2 separate regions of the Homo sapiens genome follow, and region 1 is linked to region 2. Evidence: chromatin contacts called from ENCODE Hi-C or POLR2A ChIA-PET data. All regions are on one chromosome and are shown on one strand. Each heading gives the region's core, a stretch centred on a gene start or an enhancer-like site at or near the end of the contact. The rest is flanking DNA. Distances are from core to core; before and after follow the strand shown.

Region 1 (3,439 bases), core at 862-3,361, 39 kb before region 2:
CATATTCCTCATCTCTCTTACGACCTCTCTCTCTCTACACATGTACATGTGCACATGTGTGCACATGCATGCACACACACACGCATGCATGTGCATGCATACACACACATTGTTCTGTTTCTCTGGAGAACTTTAACATACTCTCTCAGAACTTAACCTGTTTTTAAATCTGTTCATTTTTAGTAAGAATATCTGAGAAATAAAATCTCCATTCTTAAGAACTAGCATTGTTTTTTTAAAAGAGAATAAAGCATACAAGGAGGAAATACCTTCTTGCCAGTCTGTGATGTGTGTGTATGCACATGCGCGCGTGTGTGTGTGAAGGATTTGGTTTCTAAGGAATAAAGAAAGATAATAATGAGGAGTATCAACAGCAGATCTGTAAGTTATTTTATGGTATTTTATGATATTTCACATATTATTCAGATGCTGCTTTAATTTTTCAAGATCCTAGCTGGAAGAAGTATGAAAATGTGATTCCTGTTGAATGCCATCCAAGAGAAATAGACTCTGGCAGTATAGGGGCAGCAACTTTATGAAGAATTCCTTTGGTTATATGAAGAAAACAATAGAATTGCCATATTGTCAAGCAATTCTACTCTTAGTATATACTCAAGAGAAATGAAATCATATATTCACTAAAAATGTGCACACACTCATAGCAGCATTACCCAGAATAGCCAAAAAGTAGAAACAACTCAAGTGTCCATCAGCTGGTTAATGGATAAATAAAAATGTGGTATATCTATACAATGGAATATAACTTACTCTCAGAAAAGGAATGAAGTACTAACACAGGTTGCAACATGAATGATCCTTGAGAACATTATGCTAAGTGAAAGCAACCAGTCACAAAAGCACACATATTTATACAGCATTTCCATGATACTATTTATACAGCATTTTCGTAATAGGCAAATCATGGAGACAGGAAGTAAATTAGTGGTTGCTAGAGGTTGGAGGGGAGAATAGGAAATGGATTATTCAAGCATAGATTTCTTTTGAGAGTGATGAAAATATTCTGGAATTAGATAGTGATATCTGCAGTTATGTGAATATACTGAAAACTGTTGAACTGTACATTTTAAAATAGTGATTTTTATGGTATGTGAATCTCATTTAAAAAATCAAGAGCAGTGTAAATTATCCATTCTTTCCATGATAGAGCAGGACAAATGATGAATGTATATGTTGGCCAGTGGCATAAGTGCAATTTGAAGCTTCATAGCATGGTAATTTGTGGCTTACAGAATGCTCACATTCTTCAGTACCTTAAAATTGTTGATCCTAATGTGCTCCTCTTCTCTTTTCTTCTCATCCCCACTTTTATCCTCTACCATACATACAAGTCATTTCTAGTGTAAATTTTAGCTGTACATTTCCATGTTGCAGACATTACAATTTTCAACATGTTCAATGACTAGGCCCAGAAGAGGATGTCATCCAAGGCAATGTTTTCCAAAGTGGATCAAAATTACTGAGGAAGGGAGTCTTTTAAAAAATCAGCTTCCAGGACTATGCATAGAAGCAAGGAATTTACCTTGATCACGAGCATCGCAGGAGATGGATGCATAGGCACATCCACGTTTGGGAATCTGCTTCTAGAAATTGAGCAAGACTTAATGCGGGTTCTTTGCCTGTTCACTCAGTGATGACAATTATGGTTAAATAAACTTTCCTAGGCCTCTGAACTTATCATTGACTCTGTCTCCTTTGTAACTCTGCTCTCCTCTTCCCAGATGACTGGCCATCTGGATGCTGTAGTGTCAGGGGAAGTACACAAAGCAGCCTTCCCCATTCCGTGTGAGAAGACTGACATTCTCTGCACTTAAAGGCAAAGATGCTTGCATCAAATTTACCGAATAAGGCACAGACTCACTTCAGGACCCTGTGTCCCATTGTTCCTTCTATATTTGGAAGACTAAACTAAGAGAGTTCTGATAATGGACCAAGGGATACACCATCTATGACGTTATTATTAACACAAATGGGTTAAATAAGAGGAAAAATAATTTATCATCTGTGTCCCTCGCAGGCAAACAGGAAATCCTTCTGATAGTTATCTGGCCAGCATGACTCAGCATGGCTGTGACTCATCTTCCATTCCCTGGTGTATTTCTAATGTGTACCCATAGTGTGAGTCCATGGAGGCTGCCAGGTTTTTGTAATCCCTCTTCTACCCCTACCCTCAACCTCCCAGGCAGCCTGAGATCTGACAAAGAGAAGTTAAAAAACGCAAATATTCCAAATCAGTGACTGGAAAAAGTGATATCACAAGCGAAACAAGAATCCAGTCCATAGGCCAAGACTGCTATCTCTCTCTCTTTTTTTTTTTTTTTTTTGAGATAGAGTCTCGCTCTGTTGCCCAGGCTGGAATGCAGTGGCGCGATATTGGCTGACTGCAAGCTCCGCCTCCCGGGTTCACGCCATTCTCCTGAGTAGAGTAGCTGGGACTACAGGCGACCGCCACCACACCCAGCTAATTTTTTTGTATTTTTTTTAGTAGAGACGGGGTTTCACCGTGTTGGCCTGGATGGTCTCGAGCTCCTGACCTAGCTACCTGCCTGCCTCAGCCTCCCAAAGTGCTGGGATTACAGGGGTGAGCCACCACGCCCGGCCCAAGTCTGCTATCTCTATTCCAACAAGGTAAGAACCAATCTCCAAAACAGGCCTCTAAATGAAACTGATTTTTTCTTCTTAAGCAACCTACATCAAGACCAAAACCTAATTAATGACTTCTTAAATTCTATTTTTTTAATATATAAATCCCCCCAAACATTTAAAAATACCTTACTTTCTAGAGCCACTATCTAGGAGCCACTTCTGCTCTGGCTGTCCAGTTTCACCTGAGTTTCTCTTCCTGGCTGTGTTTTTCTGTTCTTAGGCTGGTGATGAATACCAACAGTAACCCTGAGAAGTTCACCTTTGTCCCTTCCACTCAGCCCACTGTGTGCCATACTGGGAACTGAAGAACTAGCCTCAGGGTAAAGAAAGCTAGTGATTGCAATCAAAATGAAGCAGAACATCACATAAGATTTGATTCCATGGGATTATCCCAGAACCCCACGTTCCTAGACCTGATACCATCTTCAAGCAGAAGGTGGAATTGACTTTCCCTATATTCCAACTTTTCAGCTGTAATTCCTCCTTTTGGCATGTGCCCCATTTAAGATGCCTTTGATGTTCAAGTTAACTTGGTTTTATATTTAGTAAGCATTGTACAAGTATAGCAAGCAGGAGTGTACTTTGATCATGACTGCCCATTTCTCACTGTCACTCCATTTCTGTAGATCAGTGATTTTCAAAGCATAGTTCTCAGACCTGTGACAACATCAGCACCTTGGAATATGTAGAAATGCAGATTCTTAGGCCCCACCTCACAAAACTCTGGGATGGAGTCTAGCAATCTGTGTTTTAATAAGTTTTTCAGGTCATTCTA
Region 2 (3,347 bases), core at 155-2,654:
TTGTATCACCTCTGTTAATAAAATAAAAAAAATTGTATCTCAAATTACATATAATTTAATCCTGGAGTAAGGAATAATACTGTTTTATCTAAGAAGGTATTAAGGGCAGGCTGACAGGTGGAAGAAATTGGGTGTAAACTTTCAACATTCAGATATTTATGGCCTAAAATTCCATCATTATCACTTCATGCCTTTCAATTAAGCTCTAGTTAGTCTCTCTCCAGGTTTCTTTTAAAAGGCAATTATACACATCAAAAGAATAACCAATAAAATCCTGTCATGTTAGTGTAAATTAATTTATCACATCACTCTCCTATATGGTCCCTACAAGATGAGAAGACGAAGCAAGCATGGGAAACTTGGAAATTTGTGGGAATGGAGCACTGGCTGAAATGGAGAATAGAGTATAAAAACATGAAAAGCGAGTGTTGTAATACCTTCATCTTTTCAGCTATATTCAAAAGCCTTTAAAGGAAAGGGATCATATATTCTTACATGACTCATATAACAATTCTTGTCCTCTTAAAAATAAAGCATATATTTACAGGTGAATAGCTAAAGATTTCAGAGATTTTATTGCATATATATCCCAAGATCCCACAACACTTGTTACAAGATCTATTCCTTCAAACCAATGACTTCAGAAATCTTTTTAAACACATTACTGTGTTTCATGATTTAGAGGGCTGTATGCATAACTATGGATACAATAGAATTCCCATGGTGATTATGACAAGCCCCAAGGCAAGTGGTTTTCATCATATTTGTTGTCCCAATGTCACATTTGTCATCATTTTTGTTTGTCATGTCCCAGTGATATAAAGGAATTCATCCCTGCCAAGCCCAAGTTCAAAAGGTGAAGAAATAGACTCCACTCCTTGGTGGGAGGAGCAGTAAAGCTGCACTACAAAAAGGAGATGCTACAGGGATGAGAAGAATGCTTCGCCATTTTTGCAAATTAATCCACATACATTTTATAGACATAAATATAAGTGTGGAAGGATACATAGCAAACTGATAATATTGTCCACTTCAGGGAAAGGATCAGCAAGGGAGACAATATTTTATTCACTTGTATTTGTTTGACTTACACCAAACATACATTACCTTCATAAATTTTATTAAGCAGAGAGTTTTAGTAAATATAAAAGTTATAATAATTATATTTCTATCACCAAAAGTTTAATTTCATGGACACCTTAATTCATTAACACTCAAAAGAATAGAAAATAGAAAGAAAACACCCAAATAGAGCAAGTTTGTCAATATCATAGTACTATTGTTAAAGGAAACCAAAGGAAGAAATGACTTTACTGAATGATCCACAGAATTGTTTTGCAGTTTCACAGCTCACAGATTGTTTTTCACCGGACGCATCTAAGCTTCTAGTGTCGAGTTTCACTTTCAAATGTCAAAGCAACACCTCAGGAAATACACATGGCTCAGCCTGTTGCCTTTGCTTATAAAAAATCGACTCCCTTTTCAGTTAGTACTGATGGATGAAAGGACATTCTCTGATCTTTTCACCAGTAACCAGTCATATAAATCCTCCGATGAGCTCTAATTTAGTAATCTGAAATGTACAGTACTATTCACAAGTTTTTCATGACTCAGAATTTGCAAAGAATTTGATCAGGTTTCCTTTTCTAGTTTTGGTGGTATTGAGTCTGGGGAATTAATATCATAATGATCTATAAAAATGTTTCAGCTGGCTTTCGCGCTCTCTCGCGCTCTCTCTCTTTTTCTCTCTCTTTCGGTTAATATCTTTGCATCTGTGTTTCCACCAAAGAAATTTGGAACACATATCATATGACAGTGTTGTTGACACACCCCATATCTGCTCTTCAGCTTGTGTGGACACTTCTTTTTTCACTAGAGTGCTTTATTATGACTTACCTTGCTACTGTCCTGCAGGTGAACAACCCACAGACTGTGGTACCAAAATGTTTTGCGCTGAAGCTTGTAAGACAGTCACCCCTTGCATTGTTCATTCAGGCTTGATAGGATTCTCTGCAGGAAATCATCTTGAAGAGCTTGTCTTTGAAGAATACCTCTCACCACACAATTGCCCATATCTCAGGCCCTTTTTGTTCAACAGCCAAGTCATCATGTATTAATACTGTTTATACTGCCCTAAAACACAGGGACATCCAAAGGCATGCTACACCAGATAAGAGAATGAAAACCCCCTTCTACCAGTCAATCATCAGCTCTAAGGTCTTATTTCTATATTTCACTGAGTCATTTTGGAAATCATGCATGTGAAAGTCTTTTGATCTTGTATCAGCATTGGGGAAAATGAACAACTTTCTCGTATTGATTTTACAGCTAAAATTTCTCCATCCAACTGAATTGCTCAAATTGGTTAAAATCATAAATTGGCTGAAAACCAATACAAGCGAATAAAACATTGTGTCCCTTGCTGATCCTTTCCCTGAAGTGGACAGTATTATCCGTTTGCTATGTATTCTTCCACCCCTTTCTTTACAAACCAAAACAAATTGGTTAAAATCACAAATTGGCAGAAAATAACAACTTTCCAGTTACTGATTTTTTAAACATAAAGGTAATTTATGTATATCATAAGATCATAAGACTGTTTTATAATTTTTATGTTTTGATTCATTTTACATCTTTTCTTCAGAAAGTATTTGTTTAATGGTCATTTGGTTGCAGTTCTTTGTAAATGTTAATTTATATTTTAGTATTTTTATTTATTTTTGGAAACTATTTCTCACATTATTTGTGTAGCCTAGGTAGTTAGTTTACTGCAGGAAAAGAGTTTTATTGTTATCTGGCCACAAAGGTGATCTCGACGTATCAAATCTTATCAGAAAGTCTCGTCTTAATCTTTACTGAAATCTGGATGTTTCTGTTTACTTGGAATGCTAGGAGGTCCTTTTGAATGTTAGTCAGCTTTACTCTCCTTGTTCTCTAGACTTTTAAAGATATTTTCACAGGAGTCTACTAAAGACACCTTCCCCCCACTCAGCCCCAACCCCACCTCATGCACAGCCTCCTCTCTGGGATTCTGCCTTGTAGCATAAAGAAGGTCTAATTAGGATAAGGATACATCAACAGGCAAGGAGCCAAACACCAGCAGGCAAAGAGCCAAAGACCAGCCTTACTCTCCTTGGTGCAAGAATAAGGCTAAGCTACCAGAGTTCTGTGTTTTTGTTGGCAAAGCTCATGTCGTTTCAGGAAAAAGACTATTCCTGCCCAGGCCCATCTCCATGGTTCCAGAAACCTCATTGTCCTTTAAATATGCAGGCAACTATTCTGGGTTACCTTCACCACCAGCACCATCACAGTAATTCTGAAAATGACAGTTATTGGTGTCTCTGTGC

The links. A loop is a pair of places that touch in the nucleus more often than their neighbours do. ChIA-PET counts read pairs that join two places held with the same protein, here RNA polymerase II (POLR2A). Pooled maps may share reads with other maps.
Region 1: a map of PC-9 shows a loop between it and region 2 (6-fold over the local background). The contact joins two enhancer-like sites. A Hi-C loop is called at or near these places in 7 of 168 maps with a recorded cell type or tissue (PC-3, PC-9, Right ventricle myocardium inferior and 4 more) and 8 of 50 pooled maps. POLR2A ChIA-PET finds 5 or more read pairs at or near these places in 11 of 52 experiments (AG04449, AG04450, BJ and 8 more).

What each region holds. Positions count from the first base shown.
Region 1 is chr1:172,932,708-172,936,146 of GRCh38, reverse strand. No RefSeq gene overlaps it. Among named protein-coding and RNA genes, the nearest start is that of TNFSF18, 120 kb to the left of the region's middle. Within about 2 kb of position 2,111, at least 23 of the 41 ENCODE cell types and tissues checked have a DNase peak (open chromatin) inside an H3K27ac peak, as active enhancers do; they include endothelial cell of umbilical vein, where a contact is called at or near this core.
Region 2 is chr1:172,893,413-172,896,759 of GRCh38, reverse strand. No RefSeq gene overlaps it. Among named protein-coding and RNA genes, the nearest start is that of TNFSF18, 160 kb to the left of the region's middle. Within about 2 kb of position 1,404, at least 7 of the 41 ENCODE cell types and tissues checked have a DNase peak (open chromatin) inside an H3K27ac peak, as active enhancers do; they include endothelial cell of umbilical vein, where a contact is called at or near this core.